2 separate regions of the Mus musculus genome follow, and region 2 is linked to region 1. Evidence: chromatin loops called from intact Hi-C (ENCODE). Cell type or tissue: heart. All regions are shown on one strand. Each heading gives the region's core, and the rest is flanking DNA. Links, peaks and the distances in the headings are about the cores only.

Region 1 (16,005 bases), core at 4,426-12,425:
GAGGCAGAGGCAGGCGGATTTCTGAGTTCGAGGCCAGCCTGGTCTACAGAGAGAGTTTCAGGACAGCCAGGGCTATACAGAGAAACCCTGTCTCGAAAAGAAAAAAAAAAAAAAGAAAAAAAAAACAGAAATGTTAGCATAAGAAAGATACGCATTCAAACCCTTGATGTAACAATTATAAATTTGGAGCAGTGCTATTTAACCTTTCAAGCTATCATTTCTCTCATCTGTGAAATACATACTATATCACCTACACCAGAGAGTGGTCAAGGGAATCATAGGAGGTAATCTATAGAAACCATTCAAAATGAGTCCTGAAAGAGTAATTAGAGTTTGCTAGAAAGGAGGAATGTGTAGCCTACACTGCTATGAATGTCTCGTAGGGATACTTTTAGAGTTGTATTAGTGTACACTGACAACAACAATGCAATTTTTTGTTTGGTTTGTTGGGTGTTGTTGTTTTTTGTTGTTGTTTGAGACAGAGTTTCTTTGTGTAGTTCTGATTGTCCTGGAATTCTCTCTGTAGACCAGGCTGACCTTAAACTCAGAGACCCACCTAACTGTCTGGGCCTCCTGAGTCCTGGGAATAAAGGCATGAACCATCTGAATGGATATCACATGGTAAAAAGAGCACATCATAGCAAGTTTAACATGGAGAGTTGTTATCACAGGGTCGGGAAGACCATTAAAAAATAGAAGAGAAGAGAAGAGAAGAGAAGAGAAGAGAAGAGAAGAGAAGAGAAGAGAAGAGAAGAGAAGAGAAGAGAAAGAAGAGAAGAGAAGAGAAGAGAAGAGAAGAGAAGAGAAGAGAAGAGAAGAGAAGAGAAGAGAAGAGAAGAGAAGAGAAGAGAAAAGAAGGGAAGGGAAAAAATTAAGAATGGCAAATGCTTCCCAGTACAAACATCCACTTCTTAGGATGGTGGAAGAGACAAGTCCAAAGGCATTCATTGGATTGAGGGTAGGAGGGAGTCTTTCCATCAATCAATCAATCAATCAAGAAATGAGACATTCAGAGCTTCCACAGAATGCTTGTGTTCAGCCTGTATTAGTTCTATACTAAAATGAACATGATAAAGTAGATACATTTTTAAGCGTCCACAGTGGCTGGCACACTACTAAGTACTTTAGTGACTGGCCTTCTCACCTGCACCCTATGGTTGCACCCTGCAAAGCACAGCACACTACCTCTGTCTTATAGATGAGGAAAGTGTGCCTTGCCCAAGCCGAACAGCTTGTCCAAGGTCACATACCAAGAAATTGGAGCTGCTTGGATTCCAGCCCAACCGTGTCAGGCCATCAGGTCTATATGCCAGCCTAACCTCTATTTTAAGCAAGGGAACCAGCAGGGGTCTTTAATCAAAGGAATGACCTCATCAAAAGTATTTTCTTAAAGGAAAATAAGGTAACAGGTTAAAATGAGGTGATGAAGCCCAGGGAAGTGAGTGAAGACAGGGCTCAGAATATGACTTGGAGGTCATTGTAACTTTACAGGGAAATGTGGGGCTTTCCCAGCTAAAGCAGCTCCTGCAAGGGGCAGTCAGGAAGATGCTAAGAGGCGTTCTTGACGGTTTGATTACCAGTTAGAAATAAACATCACTCAGCATAGGATCTCTGACTCCAGACCCAATGATATGCATGGGGGAGATTGTAAGAGCTACACTCAAAAACTTGATACAGATTTGAAATTGCAGAATGAAATGTGGTTGTTATGTGGGGAATTGCAGGCAGGTCTCCAGTCGAGCTGAGGTTTGATCCCCATGGTCATAATTCGCCTACATGACACAGTAGGTTCTTCATGCTCCTGAAACTCTGGCCTCTGACTAAGGTACCACCTCCCACAGGCCCCACAAGAGAAGCATGGTCAGTAGTCACGTAAGCAATGGCCCAAGCTTCTGACCTTCAGTCTAAACTCCTCCCCAGTTACCTAGCAACAGCGAAGACCATAAAAAGGGGTGTTCAGCCCCACCAAGCTCTCTTACCCTCTTACTCCTTTGTCCTCTTACCTCTCACTTCTCTCACTTCTCTCTCCTCTTCCCTTTCTCTTTCTCTTTGTCTTCTTCTTCTTCCCTCCTCTCTCTTTCTCTTCCTCTTTTCTACCTTCTCTCTTTCCCCTGCATTTCTATAATAAAGCTCTTAAACCATAGACAGTCTCTGCTCCTTCAAGGCTCGCTGCACACTCTGATGGGTGTTGGGAACTTCTTCACCCATTCCCTCTCTCCCACACCCCTGGTGGCTTTAGGGAAGTAGCTCCGGGGGAGTCCCCAAGCAGGGCTGCCCCTTGGCTATCCTCTGAAGAGTGGGATAGAGGAATGCTGACCCAGGGCTGAGTGGATAAGGTAGGTAGCAACCCTCCCACGCCTGACTGACCAGAGAATAGGGAAACTCTGTCAGGGCGTGGGCATCTTTTTCCTATCCCACTTCTGCCCAGGGGCCCCCCTTTTATTTTGTTCCCAACAGTGTTACACCACCTAAATTCTAAATTCCTGCTGTCCTGAGCATACTGGTCAGAGCAGTGCATGGCTTTACCTGTTAGAAACTCTCTTCTTCCTATTTCAGATATTCTAGAACAATGTGATTTTAAAAAGAAACTCATGACTTCTAGATGATTATATATGCTCCATTGCTTTAAGTAACACTTAAAAATACTGAAGTTGTGCATCATTCAAGAGATAGGTGGAAGAACATAGCCAATTAATTTTGAACCATAAATCTCATGGCTTTAAAGAGCAGTCTGATTGTTCATTCTATTATTATTATTATTCTATTATTATTCTATTGTTGTTGTTGTTATGTTAAAAATTTCTAGGGCTGGGCATGTAGCTCTGCAGTAGTGCACTTGCTTGGAAGATGTGAGGTCCTAGATTCAATCTCTAACATTGGACGTTGGATTGGGGAGTATTCTAGAAGGTGTGACCATAGGTGAGAACATAGCTGAGATGTGAATGGCTTAGTATTTAAAAGGAGTGAGAAATGCAAGCTGACTAGATGGTCGACTCGGGATGTTAGAAGAAACACTACTTAAGCTCTATATCATCTTCTGTTGACCTGCATTTGTTTGGGAAATAGAAGTCTTAGGGTCTATTTTATCATCACAATTGACTCAGAGAGGGGCAGAGTAAGGAGAGTTTAAAATCATCTTTGAAACTTATATTCTTCTCTCCATTAAATTTGTATGTGTAAATGTGTGTTGAGAATGCCTCTCATTTTGGAATTTACTATTGCTTCCTGGATTTCCTATCTGCTCTCTGAATGATTCAGAGTCCCAAGATAAGAGTCCACTATTCATGAGAATTGGAGCTACTATGAGTATGTTTCAGAAGTGTGGGAGGGAAAATGAAGCAAGCAGTCCTAAGAAAGGAGATACCAGCTCATAGTTTTTACCCAAGGGCTTGCTCTTTTTCTTAATCTCTTAATCTCTTCTATAACACTGGTTCTCTTTCTCCTCCATATCAACTCTTAAGACCACCGACTTCCTATGTGGAAAGACTATTGGGACAATATGGAGTCATAGCCTGTAATTTGATTGTTACCCATGATGGGCAAAGTCTTACATCAATGGGAAAAGCTTGATTACCTCTTAGAATGAGGCAGGAGACGTCAGACACCCTTGGTAGTTATTGGATCACTTACATGTGTTACCACAGAAAATAAGTCAAAATATATAGCCATCAAGACATGTCAAGTTGTGAAGAGTAGTAACAAAGACGTAGTGTAGAAAATTATGGGAACCAAAGCACCAGGAACACCATTTCAACAGGTGTTAAGTCAGATTAGTCCATAATGTTGATATTTTAAGTGGGAGCTGGATGAAGTATTGGATGTACGGTTAGTAAGCAAAGAGGTCCAAAGAGAAGGATTCCTATTCTAGTGTCCCTCCCCTGTCTGGGTCTAGTTCATGGCACATATACAAAGTCACACCCACATATGTACATGTTTGGGTTTATTTTGTTGTGTCTTTGCTTTTTGCTTTTTGAGATAGGTTCTTTCTATATAGCCTTTGCTGACTTGGAATTCACTATATAGATCGGGCTTGTGTCAAACGCATAGAGCTCCACTTGCCTCTGCCCTTCCAATGCTGGGATTAAAGGCAGGCAGTACTGTACCCAGTTATAGACATATTTTAAAAATTAAAAGCTAGTACCTGCTTATGAGAGACAACAGGATATATTTGTCTTTCCAGATCTGAGTAACTTCCAGATACAATCACTTCCCTGAAATGATTTTCATAATTTTACTTTTGTTTATCAACAAAAGGTCCATGTGTATTGCTTTTTTATCACCTCTTTATCTATCCATGGAAATCTGAGTTGATTCTGCTTCCTGGCTACCATGAATATAGCAGTGACAAGCATGGGTGTAAATATTTCTGCTGTGGGATGTAGATTCCTTTGGGTATATGCCCAGGAGTGGAACAGCTGGGTCATATGGCTGTTCTATTTTTAGTTTTTTGAGGAACCACTATACTGATTTCCATAATGCCTCCAACATTTCATCTTGCTAGTAGCAGTAAATAAATATTCTTCTTTCCCTCTATCTTTACCACCATTTGTGTTTAGTTGCATCTTTTTTATCTTAAATATTCTGATGAGGATGAGATGGAATCTCAAAGCAGTTTTAATTTTCTTTTTCCTGGTGGCTCAGGATGTTGAATATGTTTTCTAAATATTTGTTAACCATTTTTGTTCCTTCTTTTAAGAACATCTTAGTTAGGTAAGTATCTTATTTCTTAGTTGGCAAGATCTCTCTCTCTCTCTCTCTCTCTCTCTCTCTCTGTGTGTGTGTGTGTGTGTGTGTGTGTGTGTGTGTGTGTGTGTTTCTGTGTGTGTGTTTAATTTTGGCAGTTATTTATACATTCCAGGAATCCCCGCCCCCTTGTGTGAAATATGGCTGACAAAGATTTTCTCCACTCTATAGTCTGGCTATTCACTCTTTAGCTGTACGGGGGTGGGGGGGGGTGTTAAATTTTCTTTAATCTATTTGCCAATCTTGGGGTTCTGACTTATACTATGACATCACATGCCCTATCCAGAAAACCACTGCCTGTGCTTATGGGGGCAAGTGTTTTCTCCTCAAGTTCTAATGTTTCAGATTTTAAGTGTATGACTTTGATCCATTTTGGATTGATCTTGTGAGACTCAAAAAGAGGACACTCTCATTTCTTTTTTCTAAAACTGTCCCACTGCATTAATTGGTTAATGAATAGAAGGAACATAAGAACACTCCCAAACGCATTCTGTGAAGAAAAAAGCAAAAGTCACACACATCAAAACACCCCCAACACTACAGGCAAACTTTCCTGACGAACATAAATGCAATTTTTTCAACAAAACACCTAAAAACTAAATTTAAGAATATACTTAAAAGATCTTATTTGCTTGTTAAGCTAACACGGGCAAGGCAGATGCAGCTCGATACTCGGGAGTTCTGTGCTAGACAGGGCTACATAGGGAGATGCTATCTCAAACAAAAATCATACTCATGACCAAGTCAAGCTCCTCACAAATATGTAAGTATGGTGTAACATACCCAAAGCAATAAATGTAATGGACCGCATCAATAGGATTAAGGACAACAACTATATAACAATTTCAACAAGATGTGAAGAAAAGGTGTTTGACAAAATTCAGCATGACTTCATGATGCAAATATTGAAGAAAATTCAGTGGGTTTTTTCCATTTTCATACACTTGCCAGGGGAAGGTCCTCAATGCAGTGTTCACACATGGGTTTATTCATGGTATAAGAAAATAAAAATAAGTTAAAGGGTTGTTGTTGTTGTTGTTGTTGTTTTGAGACTAGCATACATGAGAACTTTATTTGCATCACTTTCCTGCCTCCTCCCCCTCCAACCAACCAACTATACCATTGTGATACTCAGAAATCCTTCTCAAATGCATGACTCTGCCACACTGCTGCTGCTGGTGTTGCTGGTGTTAATGTGGTTCTTGTTGTTGTTGCTGGTGGTGGTGGTGGTGGTGTTCCTGGTGTTGCTGTTGCGGTTGGTGGTGTGTGTGTAAATAAACTCTTCATCCATTTGGTATTACTCCTATGTGTATTATGTTTAGGACTGACACTTATGGTTAGATACGTCATCCAGAGGCTTGTCTCTAGAGAAGAGTGAAGCTTGCTCTCTCAGGAGTCATTAGTTGCACCTCAGCTGAGGGTGAAGCTTGGGAGAGTTCCCCATCCATGTTTGAATGTTAATTGGTATTCTCCCTTGGTCATATCTTATTTAGGCAAGCACATTTTTGTGATTTCATAGGTCTAACTTGCCAGAGATATATAGAAGACACAATCGCAAGGCAGATGTCACGACCTTCTGATTCTTGAGATCTTTCTGTAATATTTCCCAAGCTATAAGTGCAGGGGTGGTACATCAGATGAAAAATCAGAGTTTTGTGCCCTCTAGATAACCTCTCATCAGACTCTGAAGACAGTAAGCGATGGTATACACACCTAAATTTCAAAACTTATTGATGTCAGCTACTTGTCTGAGATGTAGATGTTCAAAATGCTTTGTGTGCTAGTTACTTCTCTTGTCACTGAAACAACATACGTGAAAAAAAGCAACTTAAGGAAGCAGAGCGTCATTCTGATTCATTGCTTCAGAGGACAGGGCAGGCCTGGTAGCCAAGGCAGCTCTATTAGTGCTAAGGGATTGCGGTATGACCCTTCACATGTTACACTTGGATACAGAGCCAGATTAAAACCAGAGGTGAACACAATCTTTAAGGACCTACGTTTATCAGCCTAGATCTGCCAACTGGACTCCACATCCTAAAGGGTTGACAATCTCCCAAAACAGCAATATTTGCAGACCAAATATTCAAACACACAAACTCAAAGGACATCAAACTCAGCCCAAAGAATTGGTATTTTTCTAGTTCTTCCTAGTTTGAATCATTCTTGCTAATTTGTGCACCTGTCGGCCCCCTCCCTCCCCCCAACATGTCTCTGAAAACACATACATCCAGTCAGGAATGTCTGCTGCAGACACACTCAAGCATCCACTCCCTCCCCAGGAACCCCTTGCTTCTCCTTTGTGCCCATTAGAAACTACCTGGTCCTTTAATGCCCTGCCCTCCTCACTGGAGCATTTACTGTGCTGTCTTGGCAGTGGCGCAGATTAACCTCTGGGTCTGCGCTCTGCTTTACTACCTAAGTGTGGACAGCTCAAGTTCGTCTTTGGTCCTTTGAGGCTCTGACTTTGCTTGGTGAGGATGACCCCGAGCCCTCTCCTCTCCGCACACAGCAAGGCTTTGGAGCATCCACATTTACCTCTGACCTCCCACTCACATCTGTGTCTCGTGCTAACCAGAACCTTCCTCTTCTTCCTTTAGTAGGCTGGTTAATGCCTAACCCATGAATAACTAATCTACCTGCACTTCAAGGGAGTATGGTTTTTCCAAGCTGGCTTGGAGGAGTTTCTCCAGAAAAAGCCCTGGAGTTTGAGTGATCTGAGACACATTTTAATGATATAAAATTTAATTGATTTAAAACTCTAAACCACTTAAGACAAAAATAAGCCATGCAGGTCTTCCTTTCTCCAAGGACCTCAGTCCTACACAGTAAGAAAGCTTAGATCCAGTGCTTTTAAGGAAGCTCTGCTCCATGAAAGACTACATTGCAAAATAACCCAAATAAGTTTGCTTGTTTTCCATTAAATCAGAGGGACAGTACTAAGACAAGGTGTTCTCACTATGGGTGCAATCAATGAAGCATCCTTTCTCACACTGTCCCTGACTTGTTAGATGGACCACGGGATGCCCTGTAGGCAGGGCCTGAACTATAAAGTCTGCTATATTTGTTTTCAGAACAAATGTTTAAAATGTTCACTTTCCAGCAGTTTATGGAGGTACAAACACTAAATGGGGGGGGGGGGGGAATCTGAGTATGTAAAAAAAAAAACGCAGTGCCTAAAACTCTCCAGAAGTACTTAGAATGGCAGGGCTTTTAACCAATGAAATGTAAGATTAAAGGCACACATTGTTACCATTCAGCAAATAATAAGAAGCAGGTATAAGTATGACATCACTGAAAGCTGCTCTCATTGGCCATCTCTCTGTGTGCCGTTACTGTTCTATTTGTGGAAGCAGCAGCCTTATTCAAATTAACCTTTCCACACAGTGGGGGCGGGGTGAGTAATACACTCTGCAGTACTTCCCCTGAAGGTGATGTGCTCTTGCCTTCAGCGTACACTGCCTCTGAGCAGGCAAAATAAAAATAAATTCAGCTGTGGCAGGGCTTCAGAGAGAGCCGCTGCTGGAATTAGATCAGGTCAGCTGAAGGAATCTGTGCCTGAGTTACAACAAATTTCTGAATTTTCTCTTTGCTCGATCTCGTTCCTGCCCTGTTATTTCCCCATGTCTCATTCCTGTCCTCAACTGGCTGCAGAGACTAAACTTGGTAGGCCTCCAACGGATCACTGGAGGGAGCAATGTCTTTGAATACAAATGTCTCTGTCCTGCGCTGTGTGGGGGTCTAGCAGACAGGTCACATTAACAGATGGTTTTCTGAAATTGTAGAAATCCTCAGGAGAACGGGTCTGATGAGATAATTTAATCACATTTACTGTAGGCTGAGGGACTGTCATTCTGTATCCTGTGACAGTTATGTAAGCCGGGGCCTCTAGCTACATTCGTGACATAGGGGAGGCTCTGCTCTGCCTTTCGCTCTTAGAACTTTCCCTCAGCTTTGCAGGAAAAAAGTCCAGCATCAAGGCAAGGTTCTTGATCTTATCAGTGGCCCTTCTTAGTCTCAAGAACTTTGCAGTTTGGCCAGAATAAATGGTTATAGGTCCTGGTCCTTTTTATTTGGGCCTCATCACACTCCTGTCTTCTTGTTCCTTGTGATCTTTGAAGGTCTGTCATCATGTACTTCTGAACTCCACCTTGAAGAATATTGGCTTCAGCCATGGTATGTCTTCAGTGTTTATAGACATCTCTTTCACGGCCTTGCCCACCACCTCTTTCCTTACCCTCAACTCTTCTCTGCTTGTCAAAGTCAAATCCGAAATGCAAGTGAGCAACACCACAGAGACAGGAAGTTTGGCAAAGGGAGTTGGATTTCAGGTCAGAGCACAAGTTGGCTCATGCCAAAAGTTCCCTACCATCATTTAGTGAAAGGGATGATAACCTTACAGCGGTACTGAAGGATACCTCCTTTAACCGGTGCTGGAACCCGAGAGTACAGTCCATGAAGACTCATTAAAAAAAGATAATAAAAATCGAGTAAAATATTAAAGAAAACACGTGTTAGAAACAGCACTGGTGGTTGGGGTATATTTTTATTTACTCACAACCCAGCCCCATCTATGTTTATTTTCTTTTATTCAATTTATTTTATTTTATTTTGTTTCCATGTTATTATTAGCTCCTTTAAATGTATCTGGATGCTGTAGCTGCGGCTGGGTTCTGAAGAACACATCCAAGATTCAGAAAGTAGCTTGTGTGCTGACGACTACGGCAAAACGTGTTCCTATGTTGTTTCTTAAAGGGGCTCAATAATATAGAAGGTTGAATACTGAGGATGCTGGGAAATTTGTTGGCCAGTGGAAAGTAGGTGCTACAGACAGACAGATGGACAGATGGACAGACAGGCGGACAATCAGACAGCCAGACAGGGGAACAAAAAGGATGCGACACAGGTTCCAAGTCCTTCCACTCTAGTGCTCAGAGCCCCTTCCTGCCACACCCTGCAGCTCACTGCCACCAAGAGTCATGTTGAGCTACTTTCTTCTGACAATACAGGAGTCTAGACAGATTAGCAGAGCTTTGGGTGCCTCTATACCCACGGGCATTAGGTTTCTTAACTTTCATTTCTTGACTCTGCCCCTTTCCTGTCTAGCCCTACCCAGACCTTCCTTTGAAATCAGACCATTTCTGGGCACACCTAGCCAGCCACCCCCACTGAGAGGAGCTCCGGAGGCTGCCTTTTGACCTGGCACTGCACCTGGTTCCAGCTCCTGGTGCCTGAGAGCCGCATTGTTCCTGGGTTAAATGAAGTTTTGGGGAAATGACTTTCAGATGTGAGCATCCCCCTCTGGGGCTGGCTTACCCTCCTGCGCTGCCTCCCTGACGTTTGGAATCCCATAAAAAAAATCATCTTTGTTTGGCTCGGGATGAAAAAAAAAAGACTCATGAGATAACATCTTAGATGACATGGGCTGACAAAATCCGAAATACTTCATATTGTGACCACCACCGAATAACTTAATTACTGCCTTTTTCTTGCGCTTACCTTTTTAGTTTGCTTCTTATGTGGTAACTCTCCCATCCCCGGGGTTATTTTAGTCAGTGGCCACAAATTACTGTGACTTTCTTTATCTGAACTCTGATCAGAAAACTGCCTAGTTCTCCTCAGTGTGTTGGGTGGATGGTGCTTTTTTTCCCCTCTCCTCTCCCCTCCCCTTCAAACCAGAAAAGTAGCTGCTGAAAGCTGAACGGTTGCCATGACAACCTCTTGGCAGCTTCCTAGGCGAGTAACAGTGTTGATTTCCCCCGGCGGGTGGGAGGGGGTGGAGCTCTAAGGAGGTAAAGAAAGGTTACTGTGCACTTAGTTAATATGCAAAACCACTTACACAGTGCTGGGTGAGCAATGAATAAGTGCAAACAAAGCCACGCTTGATCAGCTAACATGGACTTTGCACACAAGTACATCTGTCCAAGGATGCAGATGTTGGCTCAGAGGGAAATTTTGCCATTGGACAGGAAAGGACAGAAGAGGTCACACTCCAAGAGGTTAAACAGGATTTCTGTAGTGGTTGGAGAGTGTGGATGAAGTAAAGAAAGCAGGGTTTTAATTGCCTTTTTCCTTTTTTTTTTTTCCTCTTTGTTCAAAGAAAAACATAACGCTCTGAATTGCAGGATGGTGTTTTCCCTGAAAATCTAACACACTGAAGTTCAAGTTTGCATCAATTAAACTCTATGTAAGATAAACCAATATGTTCAGATATACGCAAGTATAGCATAATTTGGTTTGTGCTTGAACAAAACATACGGCTGAATGGCATCGTTCACCCCAGAGTTTACAGACAAAGAAGCAGTTTAGTAACTTAGGGCTGGGGGGGGGGGGGGGTTGCCGAATGTTGAAATTTTCTCTGTCTCTCTCTGTCTTTCCATTTCTCTGTCAGTGTCTCTGCCTCCTTTCCCTTTCTCCCTCTCCCTCTCCTTCTCCCTCCCTTCTCACCCCAGCACTCTTTTCCATGCCTTGCTTTGGTAGCTTCTTGTTTGATTCCTGGGGCCTAGGCAGAGGAACTCAGGAACCGTGAGAATAGGCTACACGGGCGAGGGTCACCTGCATGAGAGCAGACTGGCTGGACACTGAGGAGGCAGCAATGGGCCCCCCACCTCCTGGCCAGCAGTTTTGTGTGGAAGAGGCAGGTTGAGGGAAGGGTGCAGCAGGAGCAGAGGTCTGCCCAGCAGGTGTCACTAGGGATTTAAAGCTTACCAGACCTTTGGGACTAAGGCTAAGAAGTGGCCACGTAGTGATTAATGAAGCTTCCTTTCAAATAATTTTGAGAGACAATATGTGTGTTCTCCTTCTAAGGGAAATTAGAAATGAAAGCTAAAGCTTGCCTGCAGAGGAAGAGATTCTGGACCATAATTTCAAGGCTCTTATCTCCATTTATGAGTCTCCATTCCAAATACCAGAAGTCAGGAATAGAAAACTCAGCAAAGTTCATGGAGTCCAGGAGTGGGGAAATACTCATGGCAAGCCAAAGCAAATACAATGAGGTATTATTTATTCTGATGCTTCCAGACTAGGTCAGCCTCCTGCCTAAACACATAGATGCTGACTTTGTCGGGGTTAAGATCGCACTCAGAAACTACAAATTTCCTGAGAGCCTCAGTATAAATTAAGTCAGCTCATATTTTATCATTGCTTAATACTTCTTTTTTTTGACAAAGCTATATGAAGTCTGAATTTCACTTTTTAGAAAACTGTGTTGATATTATTAACTTTCTAAGTTATACATCTAGAAAATGTGACTATATGTATAAACATATATAACACATATACATATAAGTTATAAATATTACACACATACACACTTTTCTCTCTCTCTCTCTCTCTCTATCTCACACACACACACACTCAAACACACACACACACACATACACACACACACACACACACACACACACACACACACTTTCTTCCCTAAGAGTTAAGGTTTAGATCTTCAGAAGACTCCCTGAATACTTTTACTGCTCTCAACTTTGCTTTGTCTTCCTGAGAGTCCAGTGTTTACCATTTTCATCATGACTTCAGTAGACTTTCTACCAGACTTTTCTTACATTGTTGCACATAGTGGCCCTCTACCTTGCATTGATCATTGTAGAGGTTTAACATCCATACTGAAGACATTGCTTCATTCCTACTTTAGGACATACTTGTATATAGCGTGGAAAGGAACCGGAAAGGAAGCATCAAGAGCTGGCCTGGCTTCCCCAGCATTCAGCTTCTTAAGATGAGCTCATTCATCTTGCTTATCCTTGGTTGTCTGGGGGCGAGTAGAAAGAGCTGGCAGAGAAGTAGTTGGAGTGGCAGGATTCTAAGCTTGTATGGCCATAGGTGGCCTTCCTGTGCCTGTGAAGATGCAGAAGCAGAAGAGAGGCAGAGTAAAAACCCAGGAAATGAGAGCCTCTGGACAAAGGTGGAAATGGCCAGGGTGCAGGGTGCGCTCAGAGGGCACCTGGTAGAACACTGGTTAGTGAAATTATCTACTAAGTCAATGGAATCCTTGACTGACAACGGTTAAGAAGCCAAGCGTCAAAGCCATTGTTATATGGTCAGCTGGAAGTGTATAACAAAGCTGGGACTGAAAGCCAGACACCTGCTCCTTTCCACTCCTGATGGTAACTGTAGTACAGGAAGCAATGAGAAAACCATGACTCACTTAAGAGCACTTGCAAAGGATGCTTTGTTTTCTGTTCTTTCTCCTGGGGAAACCTCATCATAAGATACCACCAAGGACATTCCCACAAACAAAACCCCCAGTCTGCAGTTATGCAATTAGGGCAGAATTTTATTAAGCTTTTAATCGCTCATTATAGTTGTCTCTATTTGATAAGGAAAAAATAAATGACTTCAGCAGGACTGATGTCTGCAGGCCCATTCTCTAACCACAACTCCAACCATTTCTCTAATCACTTAACTGATGTTGTTTTAATGAGAGCTATTGTTATTATGCATTATTAATAAAAAATCTACCATTACTATTAATATCACTTATGAAAGATTCTGTAAAGAGCTTTGAGACCGTGCATGCAATTAACAGGAAGCCAACTTTCCACAGAGTAAAAAAAATAAAAATAAAAACAAAGACAAAAAACACACCAGGTAGGTCTAACTATATCCATTTCATCTCTTAAAAAGTAAGTGGTTCAAGTAAATTTTACATTCCCACAAGAAAAACCGTGAGCCCCATGAATTATATGGAACTCCTTGTACTTTGCCATATAGAGAGAAATTATGTGAGTCGAGAGAAATGTGCATAACCCTCTAATCTCATGGTTGTGCCCTTGGAATTTATTGACTCTCATTTCAGAAAGCACAGACCTACCCAAAAGACCGTATTCAATGAGTGAAAATAAATATATTTCTACTGTCAAATGGAATAGGGGATGTTGACTAAATCACAATATCATCATAAGTCTATGACATATTCTAGTTATACTCTAAGGGCTTCCAAGTACATTTGAGATCTGAGAACAGGGGAGCTGTGCAGAAACCCCTTTTCTGTACTTCCTCCAATGATGCTCCTACCTCAAGAATCACCCTCATCCTCAAAGCTGCTATCTTCTACAGTCTTCAGGATTACTGTGCCTCTCCCTAGGGGAGGAATGAATCAGGAGCCACAGGGCCCAGCCAAGCGAGAGTGAGAGTCCAGGAAGCCTCTATATATGCTGCTCTAGTTGCCTTCCATGTGATCTGGGCTCTGCGTTTCGAAAAGGATCACCTGGAGAATGAGACAACTTTGTAAGCATCCGAGGCATCCTGTGTTCTACAAACAGCATCTCATGTTTATTCTTCAAGAATGGAGGCTTGTCCAAGAGCTCCTGAATGATAACTTTTGAGGAACATTATAGCCAAGATTGTTTCTGTGTTTATATAAAAGATTTGCTGAACCTCTACTTTTATCTGGCATTAGGCATAATGGTGGGATTCCAGGGTCTATGCAAGCTTGGTGAGCTGAGAACATAAAACGTGAAGCTAAAGCTGAGGAGACAAATCAACAGGAGCGGAAAGGAGTCAACCCCTTGTTCACATTGTCTAGGCTCCGCCCCACAGTTACCTAGCAGCAACCACTATAAAAGAGGCTGCTTGCCCCCTCCTCACTCACTTGCTCTCTTCTTTTACTCTTGGCCCTTAGCCTCTTCCCCCTCTCTTCCCATTCCCCGCCCCCTCTCTCTTCACGTGCTCATGGCAGGCCTCTAATCCTCTACTCTCTGTCTCTCTGTCTCTCTGTCTCTCTGTCTCTCTGTCTCTCTCTGTCTCTCTCTCTCTCTGTCTCTCTCTCTCTCTCTCTCTCTCTCTCTCTCTCTCTCTCTCACTTTCTCATGGCTGGTCCCTCAGGGGGAAGGGATGCCTCAGCATGGGCCCGCAGAGGCACCCTTTCCCCCATCCTGAGCCTCCACCAAACATATCTCTGGCTTCTCTTTTCTTTTTGTAAAGCACAACACCACTAACCTGACAACCTGAGTTGATGCCCAGGGTCCATATGGTTGAAGGAATTAAGACCAGGACTGGGCCATGGTATATGCATTCATACACATATACTCAACAAGACAATCACTAAAATAAAAATATTAAAATAAAAAAATCAAATGAAAAGTAGAGATATTTACTTTTAAATAAAGATCATACAAGATCATAGACAGAACTTTTAATGTTTTGAGGTAGTTGGGATAAACCAATTCCTCATGAATATTGGGCAACTGTTCTACCATTAAACACCACTTCTAGCTCCTTATCCATTTTACCAGTTATGGAGATAGAGACATGGGAGCAGACAGTGCTGACAGTAGTAGCGTATAACATAGTTGAATTCAGCTACAACCCAAGTACCCTGCATTCCAGCCCAGAGCTTCGTCTGCACATTAATGTCTCTCATTAATTAGGAAAAATTCAGACCCCGCCCCCAGAAGGCATGGCTGCATACATGTGCATGAATTCTTAGCTGACACCTCAAAAGTGACTTTTAGTTTATTAATTTAAAGTCTTGGATATAATAATTGAATTTTGTTTGGTTAGCTTTTCCATGTTGGGTCTCAGCAGGTAATGGAAATGAGATTTTCACAGGCATTTGGGGCTATACTCCTAGCTGTTTGCAAGTAGTTTTAATAGTCAAGAGAAAGCATCTAATTTATATCAGCATATTCAGGAAGAAGCCTTGAAAAGACCCTGTTAGTATTAAACAACACAGTCTGGAATTTTGCATAGGAAAGCCTTTCCCCTTGCAGTTTAGTCCTGCACTTCCTCTGCTTGGTCTAGTTAAGCAGGTTCGGAGACCTTGTGCAGATATTTTTTGTGGGGTGGGTTGCAGAACTTATAAATGTAGAGACTTTGGGTACCTTCAAAACTAAACCTCTTGCTAATCCATTGCAGTGCTGCAAAAGATAAAACATGTTTGTATTTTGCTGTAATAAAATCAAACAACATACCAAAACTCAAGAGGAGAAAAATAGAACTCGAGGATGCTGGAATTATGAAACATTCCATGAATCATATAAATGGATCCACAAAGGGAAACTGAGACCAGGAGGAGCATCTTGTCCTAAACCACACAGCATCAGCAATAGGACTGACACCTTAAATGGCAGGCCCCAACCTCTGTGATCTGCATGGATTGAATTATCTTTACTATGTGTTTCGGGTCTTGGCTTCATTTCTGTGCTTTGGCTTGCTGTTTCTTTTTCCTAGGAAGTCATTATTTCTACCCCTCTCCTGCGCTATTGGTCTGTCAACTGTGAATGGATGTTGTCTTCACACAGAGTCTCG
Region 2 (16,005 bases), core at 2,730-10,729, 920 kb before region 1:
CCTCACACCAGTCAGAATGGCTAAGATAAAAATTCAGGTGACAGCAGATGCTGGCGAGGATGTGGAGGAAGAGAACACTCCCCCATTGCTGGTGGGATTGCAAGCTTGTACAACCCCTCTGGGAGTCAGTCTGGAGGTTCCTCAGAAAATTGGACATAATACTACCAGAAGATCCAGCAATACCTCTCCTGGGCATATACCCAGAAGATGTTCCAACTGGTAAGAAGGACACATGCTCCACTATGTTCATAGCAGTCTTATTTATAATAGCCAAAAGCTGGAAAGAACCCAGATGTCTCTCAGCAGAAAAATGGATACAGAAAATGTGGTACATTTACATAATGGAGTACTACTCAGCTATTAAAAACAATGAATTTATGAAATTCTTGGACAAATGGAAGTATCTGGAGGATATCATCCTTAGTGAGGTAACTCAATCACAAAAGAAGTCATTAGGTATTCACTCACTGATAAGTGGATATTAGCCCAGAAACATAGAACACCCAAGATACAATTTGCAAAACACAAGAAAATCAAGAAGAGGAAAGACCAGTAGGTGGATACTTCATTCCTCCTTAGAATAGGGAACAAAATACCCATGAAAGGAGTTACAGAGACAAAGTTTGGAGCTAAGATGAAAGGATGGACCATCCAGAGACTACCCCACCTGGGGATCCATCCCATAATCAGCCACCAAACCCAGACACTATTGCATATGCCAGCAAGATTTTGCTGAAGGGACCCTGGTCTAGCTGTCTTGTATGAGGCTATGCCAGTGCCTGGCAAATACAGAAGTGGATGCTCACAGTCAGCTATTGGATGGAACACAGGTCCCCCCACCCCCAATGGACAAGCTAGAGAAAGTACCCAAGGAGCTGAAGGGGTCTGCAACCCTATTGGTGGAACAACAATATGAACTAACCAGTATCCCCAGAGCTCATGTCTTTAGCTGCATATGTAGCAGTAGATGGCCTAGTCGGCCATCACTGGGAAGAGAGGCCCCTTGGTCTTGCAAACTTTATATGCCCTAGTACAGGGGAATGCCAGGGCCAAGAAGTGGGAGTAGGTGAGTAGGGAAGCAGGATGGGGGGAGGGTATAGGGAACTTTCACTATAGCATTTGAAATGTATATAAAGAAAATATCTAATAATAATAATAAAAAAGAGATGTGTTTATAGTGACTGCTCACTGAAAAATATGGGAGCCCATTCATCCCATTACAGTTAAGAGATAGATCTGTGAGCCGGGCATGGTGGTGCATGCCTTTAATCCCAGCACTCGTGAGGCAGAGGCAGGCAGATTTCTGAGTTCGAGGCCAGCCTGGTCTACAAAGTGAGTTCCAGGACAACTAGGGCTATACAGAGAAATCCTGTCTTGAAAAACCAAAAAAAAAAAAAAAAAAAAAAAAAAAACCAAAAAAAAAAAAAACAAAACAAAACAAAACAAAAAAAAAACCAGAGAGAGAGAGAGAGAGATACCTGTGCACCAGTGCATGTAGGGACTTAGTGTCTGTTAGAGCAGTGTGTAGGTGAATTGATCAATTAGTGACTGATAAGATTAAGAAACAGGAAGAGAAGTTTCTGGCAGGATTTGGGTGAAGATGAATCTGAGTACTCCATAAAATTATATTTAGTAGCACCTTATTCATTTATTTTTTTAGCCACTCTTGTGAGAACCTAAACAGTGTAGTGAAATTTTTACAAGAGTCAAATCTGTCAAAATACAAGATAAATTAAGGTTTAAAATGTAGGATTGTGACATAAAATGTCTATTGGCTATTTACATTTGAAGTTATATTTATAAAAGATAATTTGTACAGAATGTCCATGTTCATGAATTGTGTGGGGGACATTTATCTACTGAAATAAATCACTGTTCACCTAAAATTCAAATTTTACTGGTGAGTTGTGCTCTCTTTGCTAGGGAAACCAAGTTCCTGGATGCATTTTAATTGTCTTGAACTCCAGGATGTCCTCAGTATTGAATGACCACAAGAGTGCTGTAGCAGGGACAGTGTTTCTCTAAGAATGAGTCTCTAAGCCAGCAGTTCTCAATCTGTGGGTCACAGCCCCTGTGGAGGGGGCAATGACCCTTTCACAGGGGTCACGTTAAGACCATTGGGAAACACATATATTTACGTAATGATTCATAACAGTACTAAAATTACAGCTATAAAGTAACAACAAAAGATAATTTTATGGCTGGGGGGGGGTCATTACGACATGAGGAACTGTATTTTGGGGTCTCAACACTAACTAAGCCATCTACTCCTGAGGTTAGGCTACTCTACCCACGCAGGTCGGTCTGAGGTTTATTCTCATTGGCATCACATTTCCCACCAAATCTAGAAAAAGCTTCTCTGAATTCTGCCTCTCAGGTCATATCTGAGGCTGTTTCCACCGAGAGCCAGCTGAGGTCATAGGCAAGCAGCCCCTGCGTGTTGCCAAGATGAGGGAAGCGATCCACCCGTGATTCTAACGTTACATCCCATGCGTCTTCTACTCCAGAGATGGCCTGCTTTAAATCATCCTTGCGGTCTCAATCCTGAATCCCTCTGAACAAGGCCCAGCTGGCCCTCTCCCTCTTGAGTGAGGTACAGACCATGTCTGTATATGTTTCCCACACCTGGGATTTGCCTGGGAGGGATTTCTTGTCACAGTCTAGTCTCCTGGAAGCCTCTTGGGAGACAGACAGGAATCTGGAGTACAGATGGGTCTCTGCTTTCTGGACTCTGCTGGCTGGAAGGACAGCCCCAGTTATTGGCAGGCTAATTGTGTCCATGTGTGATCTGGAATGTGAAATCATGTGTAAATGATGCTGTGCTCTTAGTGATACGTTTGAATGATCCCGTGACAAGAATAGAACAAAACTGTAGGTAAAGGGACTTCTGAAGCTCTCAAATGTTTTCAGGTTATTTTGCAATTTTGCAAAGGCTCTGTCGTTAAGGATGTGTGTGCTCCGGGTGTATGGCTTACCTAATCATTTTGTGTTTCTGGCCAAGAACAAGTAAGTTATCGTCTCCTTCTCTCCCTGACTTAAGTTTGCTCCCTTGTTTATATCCCTAATCTTTGCTATAGGTGTTATCCCTCACCCAATCAAACAACACCGAGAGTTCAGCAGCCATTTCAGCTGTCTTCTCCTTCAGTTCTCCCCACCTGGGGATCCGAACTCCAGTCCCAACGCTTGGGCACCAGTTGCTTTACCAACCGAGCCCTCTCTCCAGCCATCACTCTCTTATATTCACCTCCTGTACTCATGTTCTTTCTGTTCATAAACAGAGCCCTGGTTTTCCTTTCTTTGGAACTCTACTTCTCAGTCTTATTAGCAACTGAAGAATCTCCACAATCTCTCTCCAGATCCAAATGAGCTGCTGTCAGATGGGGCACAGAATAGACAGAGGAACTAGGGGGCATTGCATTCGTATTTCCATTTTTGGTGTAAGTTTGAGCATTTGCCAGAGTATCTTTGTCTTCTTTCTTGGCTAGTGTCCTGGTTGGCTTTCACTGTCAACTTGCCTACAGCCATCTGAGAGGGACTGCTCTAAATCAGATTGGTCTGTGGTCTCGTCTCTGGGGAATTGTCTTGATGTTTAACTAATACAGGAGTGACCAGACCACTGTGCAAAGCTAGCAGAGCATGAGCCTACAAGGGAGCCAGCTTGCAAGCAGCCTCCCCTGTGGTTCCTGCTGTACATTGGATGAGAAGTAAGTTACCTGGCTAATGGTCCTCTTGCTTGGAACAGCAAGCAGGCCTGCCTTCATATTCCTGCCTTGACTTCCCTCACTGATAAACCGTAACTTGAATGATGATATAAACGCTCTCCTCCCATAATCTTTCTTTCATGTTTTATCACAGCCATAAAATACATACTAGAACAAGTAATACTGCCACAAAGGTGGCCACAGCAAGACAAATATGTATAGCAAGGAATGCAAGAATCTGAGCTTTGCAGCCATCTCAAGTTCAGTATGCAGCCACATCACTTTGTTACTTCGGATAAGCAAATTAACACTGCTGTGTTTTATTTTATTCTTAGATTAAGAGAGATAATGTGTCATCATAAGGTTATTATTTAGATTACGTAAGAATCTTGGATGAAGGTATGTGGTGGGATGTTCAGTCTGAGCCTATTTGTGTCACAGCTACCAGAAGTCAAAAACTCATTAGAACTCTGGTTGTCCTCTTATGGCTTAATGGTACTTCTAAATTACCCAAGCGTAGCACCATACTTTCATGCTGGAATGGGCCAGGTTCTAGGGAGGAACTCTTGAGCATTATCACATCACTACAATAGTACAGAGAAGGGAAGGTAATTGGACCAGAAGATACTGACTCCAGGCAAAAATTAGGTATGAGTCATTTCTGGAGATCTATGTTTCTTGCTCCAGAAGTCATGTTGATACTAGTATTAACTATTTATGAATGTGCTCATTACAGTTTTTCCACATTTAGGGCTTCTACATTCAAAATATTTGGGCATCTGAAGGTAAGCAAAGAATCAGCAATTTCAAAAGCGAGTCATTTATACCCATGGAGTTCAAAATGAGATTAAAAGAAAAAATACCCGAGGAGCCTAAACCAGAGAGCTGGAACATCCCGTGTGTAGCAGCCCAGGCAGGCAGGTATCCACCATCATTCAGGAACAGAGCTCAGGGATCAACAATTACAAAAGAACCCGGTGCCTATGAGTACCTAGACCTGCATGGCTCTGGAACTGATGTGATTGGGTGACAGGAAATGAAAGACAGTAGAGCCACATACAGAAAAGCTAAGATGGGGGAGCCTGTGCACTCTGATGGAGTGCTAGTCTGTGTACTGGATGCTATCTGCAGAGATCTCTTGCTCAAGTCGTGCACTCCTGCATCTGAGATGGTCACCTAAGTCATCACTGAAGTGGGATGCTTTCTGCGCTCTCCTATGAAGTATGGACTTAACTTAGAAATTGAGGGAGGCTACACTGTGAAGAGCGAGGAGCCACTTTGAGCTTGTCTTCTCTGAAGTTCTGAACTAAGATTTTAATCCTAAGAGATAACCAAGAATATGCAGAACCTACTGCAGGCTTTTCTGAAAACAGCCATCAAGCCCTTTGAAAACATTTTTCTTTTTTCTAGTTGAGATCATCATCACTAGCATCGTCGTCGACGTCGTTGTCGTCGTCTTCATCACCATCATCATCATCATCTAAGGCTTCCATCCTTTTGAAATGGATGCTAAAGTCTGTGGTGGTCACGGAAAACCTAGCCTTAGAGACATACTCCTGGGACTTTGCTGAGAAGCAGGGTGGGTGAGACAGTCAACTTCCGGCGTCCCAAGGAAGGCCCTCTGGGGAAGAGCACACTCTGCAGACACTTTGGGAAGCACTGTGTTCTACATGTAGCCCCCTCAGGCTAGGTCACAGTGTTTTCTGTCACTGGAAACCTCACGGAGAGTGCTATCAGGTCTTGCTATTTCGATTTGATAGAGAGGGAACTCTTTCTAACTAGGATCTTGTAGTGAGTTATGGTTTTGCTATGCTAACCCTTTGAAACGGACAACCCCGTGTTCTTTGAATTCCTTGGGGGAAATTCTAGGATCCATTGAGAGGTAAAAAGGTCCCAATTCTCCTCAGAAAGCACGAGGACGGTAAGGTGAGGGACCACCAAATGATTCTATGCTGCTGGCTAGGGGGAAACCACAGCGGAAAACCAGCCCTTCCTGCAGAGTCTCTACAGTGGAATGGAGGTGTGGTGGGTAGTCCCGGGAGATGGGGGTGTCCAGACCCCTCTGCCTTTGTTTCAGGTCACTCTATGAGCCTCTTGGCATTTAGCAACCTTAGTCAGAGGAGCTGAGGGCATAGAGAAGTGCCCTGCTTGAGCCTTACCAAATAGCTAAATCCAAGTAGGTTCCCAGGCTACTCCACCCGCCCCCTACTACTGCGTTCTTTTCCCAGAATGTTTACAGTTTCTTTCCTTTGTGTATTCTCCTTAAGGTTAACTGGGGAAGGAGAGCTAATGGAGGGGTAAGAAGCTCGTGCAATTTGTCATTTCTTTTTGGAGCTGTAGGGCTATAAATGAAGCAGGACTGCTCCCAGGAACAGAGCGGGAGACTAAAGGACGTTCTTTGTTCCAGTCGCCAGTAGATGGCGCTCCGCTTCCGCTCAGCCATCCGTCCAGTCCAGCTTTGCCACCCATTGGTGGGGTTCTGAGGTCCAAACCGGTGTCACCAGCGCAGGCAAGAGGCAAATATTAAAGCTAGCATTCCCTGCATTTTTTGAGAAAGAAAGCCTTTGTGTTTCGGTTGACTCCAGAGTCTCGGGAGATGTGCCTGGGAACTCCCTCTGCCGCTGAACTCATCACAGTGGCCTTTTATTCACTTAGAAAATGCTTTCCCCGGATCCCAGCTCAATTACCTTTTGTCTCCCCTCTGTTCTAATGCTCTGGTAGGATGCATGAAAAACAAAGCAAGGTTAGACATTTTCTATCTCTCCTACAATGGTTTACTTTCCTTGTTTCCAGAACCAAATGGAATGAGTGGTCTCAAAGCCCCAATCCGTGTGCAGGCATGCGTATATACAAACCGATATGAGTAGTGTCGCGTCTGGTCCACGTTTACTTTGTCCGAAAGGAAATATATAAATAAACACAAATAAGCAAAACTTTCTTTCCTTTGGGTAAAATGTCTGACAAGGTTTTCACTACTTGGCTCAAAGTGTGTGTTTATTTGTCACTTCAGAGGTCCAGTATCTGAAAAACTATTCAGAATGATGGTTAATCAATCCAACAACTAGCTACTGACTAGGAGGATGGAGAAAGCCTTTTATTCTGTGTTGTGGGGGATGCAGAGATAAGTGCTTAATGCCAAAGAATTCACCACCCAGTCTTAGAAAAATCGCTGTGGGCAGGTAAAGCATTGAGGGCAAGCATCGAGGGCATGCGTGTTAGCGTGCGACTCTAGGCTGCAACTGTGGGCTGCTGTATTATAGTCACTGGAGATTGAGATCTGAGAGGCTGTTCTACTCATTCAGAGCACCGTATCTAGCAGTGAATACAGGATAGTTTGGTTGCCTCAAAGCCTCGCCATGCTTGATTTGAGCTGTACTATGCTATACTGATAAAGATGCGAATTAATTCCCCAAAGGATGAAATTTACCTTAGGTCAGCAGGATAATCTGCCTTTCTAAAGCACCTCTCCATGTGTTACCTCAGGGAGAACACTCTGCAAATATTTTACATTGTGATTATGTTCAACAAAATATAAGCAAGAGATGAACACATCGATATTGAAGACTTCAGCGTGGCCAGAACCCAGAATGCCAAACTCCTTATTGTTACTGCGGCTATATGTTCTTCCCTTGCAGAATATATTTAGTAGATTTGGATGGAAAGGGACAATTTCTCCAATGGGAAGAAAGTGCAGAGTCTCTCTCTCTCTCTCTCTCTCTCTCTCTCTCTCTCTCTCTCTCTCTCTCTCTCTCTCTCTCTCTCTCTCTCTCCTCTCTGAATTTGGAGAGCGAGGAGAAGGGGCGGGGGAATCTTCCAGAGGTCTTGGTCTGTTGCGATATCCTTGCCAATCCTTCAATTACTGTATTTCTTTCATGAGAAATTGTTATTAGAATGCACTCACCCTTTTAGGGAGCTGTGAATGTGGTTATAATTGCTTGTTTCTGAGATAATTCGCCTGACAGCAGAGCCCTGGAAAAGTTACTTGAACAAACGGAACAAGGGCATTAGCCTTGGCTATGTCGGCTGCGAGGATGCGGCACCAGTCTGGGCTGTACCAACCTGGGCTGTGTCGGCTGCGAGGATACAGGGGAGCCATGGTGGTCACGGGAAACACAGCTAGAAATTCCTCTGTTTCAGTGTGTGAGGACCACTTGGGTTTTGATATTTCCTGGAGGAGGGAACTTGAACTACATGAGGTCTTGGTGGGTTCAGTTGCAGTCGCTGATAATGAGTGGACTGTCTAGTTGATCCCATTTTCCCCCATCCTCCTTCTTGGGAGGCTACGTGGATCCAGATTCAAACTCACTTGAATCATCTCACTTCTGCAGGAGCAAGGGAGGGGGAAAGAGGATGGCAAAAGGTTGATTGATTTCAGGCATTTAATCAATGAAAAAAATTTTTAACATCTGTATTATTGGTGCTGCTGATAGTCTTTGATGTCATTGATCAAAGAGTTGTGCTAATTCATTACAAACTGACATAAAACGACATGTTTTTAGCTCCTGGGGAGTAAATAGGATACACTTTGTCTTAAAAGTTTAAACTCTCGAGATCAGCATACTATGATAGTATTTTCCCCCTGCCTCTAAACTTTTGGCTCATTTTATTTTCTTAAAAAAAAAGATTGTAGAAACCTCCCAATGATGCCTGTTTATCGGCACCGTAACCAAACACTGGTAATCAGAAATTCCATTGGCTAAAAGTCAGACAGTAACCATTCACAGGGGAGAATAAAAACATTATCCAGTCAATACCGGAGTTTAGCAAGATACTGCCCAGCCCTTCAGGATTGATGCAAAGAAGCAAATACAGAGAACACTTCAACCAGCCCGCTGACCTGTTTCCTATTTTCATTTCCCTTCCCAACATTCCTCTATGGAGTTAAAAACCTACAGAGTCACAGGTTTCATATAAAACATAGTCAGTTTTGGATGTTATCTGACCATGGCCAGTTTAAAGTAGGTAGCACAAAGACAGAGAACCAAGACTTATCTAGAACATTTGCTAGATTCCAAGGTAGAGAGCATGCTAGCCTGCTCCCCCTGATGGTGTCATTTATGTTGTTAAGTGGCTTTTCCATGACTAACAACTTAAGCATGCACTTGCAAGCTACCACTTTTTTTTTTTAAGTTACAGCAAAACCTGGCCAGTGTTGCATAACCTTTCAAACTCCCTTTAAGCCTCAAAAGCCCAAGTATGATGTTCTACATCAACCACACTAACTCTGTAGATACGAAAGAGGAAAGCAGAGCTCTGTGTCCTGGCAGGGAGTGGGTCCCTCAGGGATGTGAAGTTAAGCAGAAAAAGAAAAGCAATATGTAAAACTGAAACTCACATTTGGGAAAAAAAATCGGTGGTTCATTTAATATACAGGAAAATGACTAAAATCACAATACCTGAAGTTTGGTTGCCTGCAGAAAGAACAGTGGGAGTGTGTAAAAGGTAAAATCATGAACTCACTTCGTTGTATTATCTGTAGTGTTTGAATATTTTTTGCTGAAATATATGCATGTATTATTCATGTAATAAGCTAGTTTTGAAGACTATACATCTCATCACTCCACCTGAGACACGCTGGACAAAAAACACTGATGTAATCTTCTGTCCTGCATTGCGGAACATACAGAAATGTTCCTTGGCTGTCCCATTTATTATAGCACCAATAGATAAAGAGTTAAGCCGTCTCGTGCATTTTAAATGCCTGGATTCTCACAATCAAAGCAATCAAAATCCACTTCCACCTTAGCCCTCTGACACCATCCATCAAGTGGGTCTCGCTCTGTTGGGAGATCGGGCTGTTTCACACGTGGGAGAGCATTGAGCTGCAGGCAGCTTGCACTGTGCTGCTGAGGAGAAACCCAGGGAGGCTCTAGGATGATCTGCTCAGGGGCTCCTTCATGGCCTTGGCCTGAGCTTTGCTTCTCCTGTTGAGAAGCCTCCTCCCACATCCATTCTCGCTTAAACAAGCAGGGTCTTGGCATACAGAGAGAGCATCAGAAATGGATGGATGTTCAGCCAATTCATTATCACTTGGAAAAAAAAAAAAGATCGCACTTCTCTGAAGGGCTAGGAACCTGCCTGGCTGTCTTTCCGATGTCACTGTGCTGTCAGACACTCTGTGGTCATTCTTTTGATGTCTTACTTAACTCTGATATCTATTTCCAAACCACATTTTAAACTGGGTAAATTCTATGCTAGTGTGGGCTGACTGGGCTCTCACAGGCGATTCAGATTCTCTAGCCCCACCTCTCTCCTTTTCTCCTTCACCCCTCCCTTCCTCCTCTCCATCCCCCCTGGCTTCTCTCATCTTCCCTTTCCTGTGCTTTCTTGTTCCCTATCAATGTCTCACCGTCTTGAAGTAAGCACTGTGGACACATTCTTATCAGCCCTTGCTGGGCTCTGTCATAGACCGGCACGCAGAATGACAGTGCTTTAATTTCCCAGGCTGGAGAAAGCTGATTGCTTTGTCATATCTAATTGAATCTTTTGTTTGTTTGCTTGTTTGCTTTCCTATACCAAAAAAGAAAATCACCCTAAGTGTTGGGGAAATGCCAGATCAGATTCAGTTTCAGTCAGAAGTCATGGAGAGGAATTTGGGGAAGAGCTGAAAGGAGTCACCCCTTCCCAAAGCCTTCCTCTCTGTGGTATTTTCCCATGCATAGGTTCCTATGGGAATCCCAAGAGAATATCTATGGAAAAAATGTTTTAAAGAGCGTACCTGCTATCAGAAGCTGCTAACAGGCAGAAAGCACAACCAATAAGCAAGCCATTCCCCCTAGTATATCTCAGGATTCAGACCTTTAGCAAAGTGCTTATAAAATTCTCCATTTCACACCTAAAAGGGGCTTTAAGCTAGCAGAATGTATATATGAAAGTTATATAGTTCAAAAGTTGTTATTATAAAATACAGTGTGGAAAGTTGGAGGAGCAGGGCTGTTTAACGCATACAACCCTGGGTGAAAATAGTCGTAGGTGTCTCACAGTCTAGGCCTACTTCACTGTCTCGCACAGACTTTTATCTCAAACTGTTGTTAGCAGCCAGACACTCCTCCCATGGCGACATGTGATGCTGGACCTAGGAATGCCCCACCCAGAACCTGCCTTAGACCTACGACAAAGGTTTTATTTTTGGAAGTTTTCTTCACATATATCCATTGCCCTATTTTTCCCCGAGGTCCTCTAGATATTTTTATTCAGGCAAAGAAAAGGGATGCAGTTTGTTCTTGCCCTCTGGGTTGTAGGTGGAGACTGAGCTGTTTGTGTCTTGCCATGTCACTTGAGTCAAGAGGCACTCTGAGAAAAGGACTGGAGGAAATTGGGCTTAAGGAAGAAACTGCCAGCCGGCAGAATGCAATAGACTGCCCTTGTGACAATTCCACCCAGGTGTTCTTCATGGAGATTCCGAGAGGAAAACCAACCTCTGCATGGAGGAGTGTGGTAGGTACCAGCTTTGTAAGACACTCAATGTCTCTGCCTGTCTGTCTCTGTCTCTCTATCTGTCTCTGTCCCTATCCCTATCTTTATCTCTCCCCCTCTCTCCTTCTCTTCCTATTTCCCACCCCCCCCCCCTCTCTCTCTCTCTCTCTCTCTTTCTCTCTCTCTCTCCCCCCTCCTTCTCTGAAGCACTCAATCCCAGGGCACGCTTGATGAGTGTCATGCAGTTGACTTTTAGGCCCTATTTTCTCTCTTGACCAGAGATCTCTGTGTGTGGCTCATCCATGCACAGAAGTTCCAAGCCTGAGAATCAGTTTGAAGGGCTTCTACCTTCTAGTGTGATGCTCTGAAATCAAGGCTTCCTTGGTCAGCAGCAGGACTAGAGTTGGGGTGACAGACTTCAGGAACTGGCTGGTAGGTGATAAAGCTATTTTTAGCGGGTGTTCAGGGATCAGGCAGGACAGATTTCTCAGAGGGTATGTGTAGATGGCTGGAACTCTGCGGGGAGACAAGCCCACAGTAATTGTCCTGTGCTCGCCGTTCTTATCCTCTTCTGTGTTTTAGAAGTTTCTTTTATTAGAGATTCATTTTTTTCCATATAAACCAGGCTTCACAAATGCAAGTTTTTTTTTTTTTTTGGACAATGCAATTAGCTGGTTTTATTTTTTTTTCTACATTTTTCTTTGTATGGTTTCTTTTATTTAGTGTAGACATTTCCCAGATTTTTCTGTAGCCAAACCAAATTCCTTTTCATTTCACATATAAAGTAACAACCAACAAATCACCTTTTCATCAACTCATACCAACTAGACAGATGTAAGGCGCCCGTTCCCAAGTCCCACCCATTCTGCTCTTCACCTGGGTTCCTAAATCTAGAAATTACCCGAACTGACGATGAACTTATGTTTTTCAAACACACTGAACACTGTAGACTCTTAAAGGTTTTTATTTTTTAGTTTTTATTTTATTTTTTATTTTTTGCAAAACTAGTTACGCAGATGTACTGGCTAGTTTTGTGTCAACTTGACACAGCTGGAGTTATCACAGAGAAAGGAGCTACAGTTGAGGAAATGCCTCCATGAGATCCAACTGTAAGGCATTTTCTCAATTATTGATCAAGTGGGGAAAGGGCCCTTGTGGGTGGGACCATTCCTGGGCTGGTAGTCTTAGAGAGCAAGCTGAGCAAGTCAGTAAAGAACATTCCTCCATGGCCTCTGCATCAGCTCCTGCTTCCTGACCTGCTTGAGTTCCAGTCCTGACTTCCTTTGGTGATGAACAACAGTATGGAAGTGTAAGCCGAATAAACCCTTTCCTCCCCAACTTGCTTCTTGGTCAAGATGTTTGTGCAGGAATAGAAACCCTGACTGAGACAGCAGATAAGGCCATTTGAAGGCGTCGCATAGGATGTTCTCAGTGTTGTATTGTCTTGCACATTGCTATCATGTTTGTTGCTAATACTTTGTTCTGTGGTAACACGCCCCAGACTTCTGAAGCTATGTTTATATACAAGGCTCTCCTGACAATATTTTTTATTCTGATTTAAGCTTCTTAGAATAGAAAACAATGAAAGCAGGTTTTTATCCTGGAGGCTTAAAAAAAACAACATATCTTGCATTGGATTATTTCCCTGTTTATGTAAAATAATGTCTTCTTGTTTTAAAACGACAAACTGTATGAGTTATTGTTATGAGTTGGTCTAGGGATCTGTGCAGTCTGGATTTATTTTTAATGCATCCTCTACTTGAATAAGTTGTGGTTATTTACTGTCTATTCTATCCCTTCAAATAACTTCCATCGAAGGTATTTTTTTATAAAAAGTATTTTAATCTTTTCACTTATGCTTGGGTAGCATTTTGCCACGTACACAGTATTTTCACGTTCATTATCTTATTGATTGTTGCCAAGACATTTTAAACAACCTTGCAAATAGTATTTAAAAATCATTAGGGCCATTAATATTCTATTTAGTCTGCAAAAATTTGAAATAGCTGATGCATCCATATCTCAGAACCAAGAGGATATGAAATTTTGCCTGTGGCAAAAAATGCACAGAGCATTTACTCAGTCGCAGAAGCCAAATTCCAGTGAAGAAATACAGGAGAGAAGGTAAATGCACAAGAGCTGTTTACTCTAGTTATTTTTAGAAATATTGGTGCAAAAATTATGGCTTCTCTTGATTTGAAAATAGCTAAAGAGTCTTATTCAGGATGAGGGTGGAACTGACCTGAGCTGGTTTCCACTTCCTGCACTGTGGAGAGAAGAACAAGGACAATATAAAGCGGAAGTTTCTGGCTTTTTTGGAGACTCAGTTGTATCATGTGATGTTTTTCTGGAAACTGTTGTATGAGAGGATGTTTCTGCTGAAGCAGACACATGGGAGGATGTTTTGCTGAGACCCGACATGTGGTGTTTTTCTGAATGCATCCTGGAAAAAGGGCATGTAAAGTTCTGCTTGAGAAAACTCATGATGCTTGGAAAGAGAACAAATATAACCCAACAGATGGTGAATGATGCTGTGTGGTATTGGTATGCTTTACCATTCTTTGCGGTCATTGTTCAGCGTTGCTTACGCTGGTCTTCACTCATGACATTGTATGGTATTATTCGCCTGCTGTTGTTTGCTGGTCATCATTTTTTGCTGTGACTTCATAGAGAAACACACCAAAGAACTGGTTGTTGTCTGGTGGCTTCTTGCTGATTCTGACTTGGGACGATTGGCAGAGCCTCAAGGTTTCTTCTGGATCGAACTGCCACTGCTGGTTCATGAATGGTGTTTTTGAGTGGATCAAGCTACTGCTGCTTATTTGTGTGACTGAACTGTTCATAGCTTGACAATGCAGATTGGATTCACTCCAAAGAACTATGTCTAAACAGGCCCACATCCTCCTTTGTCCTATTAACCTTTCATTTCTACTATCCCTGGTGGATGGTGGGCTAGAAGTGAGGCTAAAGCACTTAAACACCCTTATTAAAAGTAGGATTTGAAAAATATAATCCTATAGCAGCACTTTTCTTTCTCCTGGTGATGTCAGAATAGTGTCATGTGGTATACATAGGTGAGGGGCTCAAACTGATGGGTAAGGGTTCCATGTGGGAGACAGTTATGGTTACTGAAAGGCACTGCCAGAACAGGACTGAGTTTGTGGAAGGCTGCCAAGCTTTGTATGGAAAAGCTGACTTGGAGGGACACTGGAATCATTGGAGTAACTATGGGATTGGATGTGCAAGTGGTCTGGTCTCTGTATGATGTCAAGGAAATAGTGAACATGAGGATATGAAACCAGGACAGCTTAGTGCAGAGGGCTAACTTTCAGAACCTAAGTGCCTTCATTCCAGATTTGTTCATAAAGTAAATAATGAATCGTCTTTCACTGGTCTCCTTGAAGTGACTTACAAACCTGAGATTTGATATACTCCTATTAGATAGTAGGAAACCCTTATTGGTAGTATCTTAAATGAGCATCATCTGTTGCATTAATTCAAGCTTAGGTTCATTGTTTGGCTCCTGATTTCAAAGGACAGAAGCCGGGGTTCACAAAGGGCATGAACATCTTCTGCTTTCACCCTGGGCACACAACAATTAATAGCAGAAGTGACCATGTGTTGAAACCTTTACGGGTGGGTTGGGAAGCAGTTTTGTCACTTACGTAGAAAGACTTGTCCTCAGACCCTGTTTTTATTCTCCCAGTCCACTCTACTGCTCCCATGCTCCCTGGATTGTCAAACAGCAGTCCTCGTGGGGTTCACTTGGAATAGCCTTTGTTATCTTTTCTGCCTTAGTCCTGCTATAAAGTAAAAATTCTGAATTCATGGCAACAGACTGTAACATCAATAAAACAGCATGGTGATGACTTCACTCCAGGAGGAAGGAGAAGGGAAAGGTAGGTTCTATGCCAAAGTGTTTTTCAGACACGACTAGCTTTAGTGACAAGGAAAAAAAAGGCCATTTTGCTGATGTAGGAAGAATATATGCTAAAATCAGACCTGTAAATATTTCTATCCATTGTGGCCCAAATCAAGCAATTTTTATTTTATTTTGGAAATGACTGTACCAATCTTTTGGTGCTTTTGAAAAATGATAGCTATCCATTGAAGCTTGCATAGGTAATGGAGGTAGTAATTGGACTTTAGAGTCAAATTTCTCATTATTTTTTGTTCGACCAATAATGTCTTAGAAGTGATCAAATGTTTATTTCTTAAGCTTATGTGGTCTCAATATTATAGTATATGTGAAATTTGTAGTTCTAGCAGCATACTTCTGATTTCTTTTTACAATGAACTTTTGTTCAGTGAATAAATGCTTCCCATGGCTTTTTCTAGGCAATGTTGTCACAGTGCACAATGCTGTGTTAAAACCATTGCACTCTTGGCTTTAGTGATAGCACATAGAGACTTCTCTGTATACCACAGAGAGAACAGCATGGAGGCTACAGGGTTTCTGCAGTATCACTCTATTTGTTTGAGAGTTCAAGTTCTGTTTAGCTTAATCATTTTTTTTTTCTGTTGAGAAGTATATTTCAAACTCCACAGTATATTGTGACATAATGGTCTATGTATCAGGGCTCAGCAGGTACGTGGTCAATATTCAGTGGCATTGAGCATGTTTTAGGAGTCCAGCCTTGTATCCCTTTCTGGTGAGCTCTCTGTAGATGGAAGCATATAGTCTGTCCTTGTAAGAGTGTAGCTGTGTGCACATGAACAATGCAAAAAGGGAGAAATATTCATTCTTTCTTCCTTCTCTTGTTTCATCAGTTAGACAGTTAAGAGTCTCCTGCCTCACATCTATTATTGAAAAATCATCAAAAAAGGTTTTTGACCAAGGTAACTAAAAACAATTACTGAAAGACTGTTTTCATAGGAATGTACAAAT

Evidence for each region. Peaks named below come from ENCODE experiments on the same cell type or tissue, not always from the same donor. Only the 100,000 strongest peaks of a DNase experiment are listed, where the experiment ranks them.
Region 2: it touches region 1 in a loop (2.1-fold over the local background); 2 of 42 quality-filtered maps call a loop at or near these places.

What each region holds. Positions count from the first base shown.
Region 1 is chr14:100,453,773-100,469,777 of GRCm38, reverse strand. Gm34199 (a long non-coding RNA gene) reads right to left here. Exons shown (of 6, transcript XR_003951137.1): 4 at 13,771-13,963; 5 at 12,396-12,591. Among named protein-coding and RNA genes, the nearest start is that of Gm26367, 43 kb to the right of the region's middle. In heart, for the core only: a CTCF peak has its summit at 11,425 (motif pointing right); a DNase peak (open chromatin) is centred at 8,127; H3K4me3 peaks cover 483 bases; H3K27ac peaks cover 2,036 bases.
Region 2 is chr14:101,369,655-101,385,659 of GRCm38, reverse strand. No RefSeq gene overlaps it. Among named protein-coding and RNA genes, the nearest start is that of Gm34361, 180 kb to the right of the region's middle. In heart, for the core only: a CTCF peak has its summit at 6,117 (motif pointing right); no DNase peak of the experiment used is centred there; H3K4me3 peaks cover 220 bases; H3K27ac peaks cover 1,308 bases; H3K27me3 peaks cover 1,108 bases.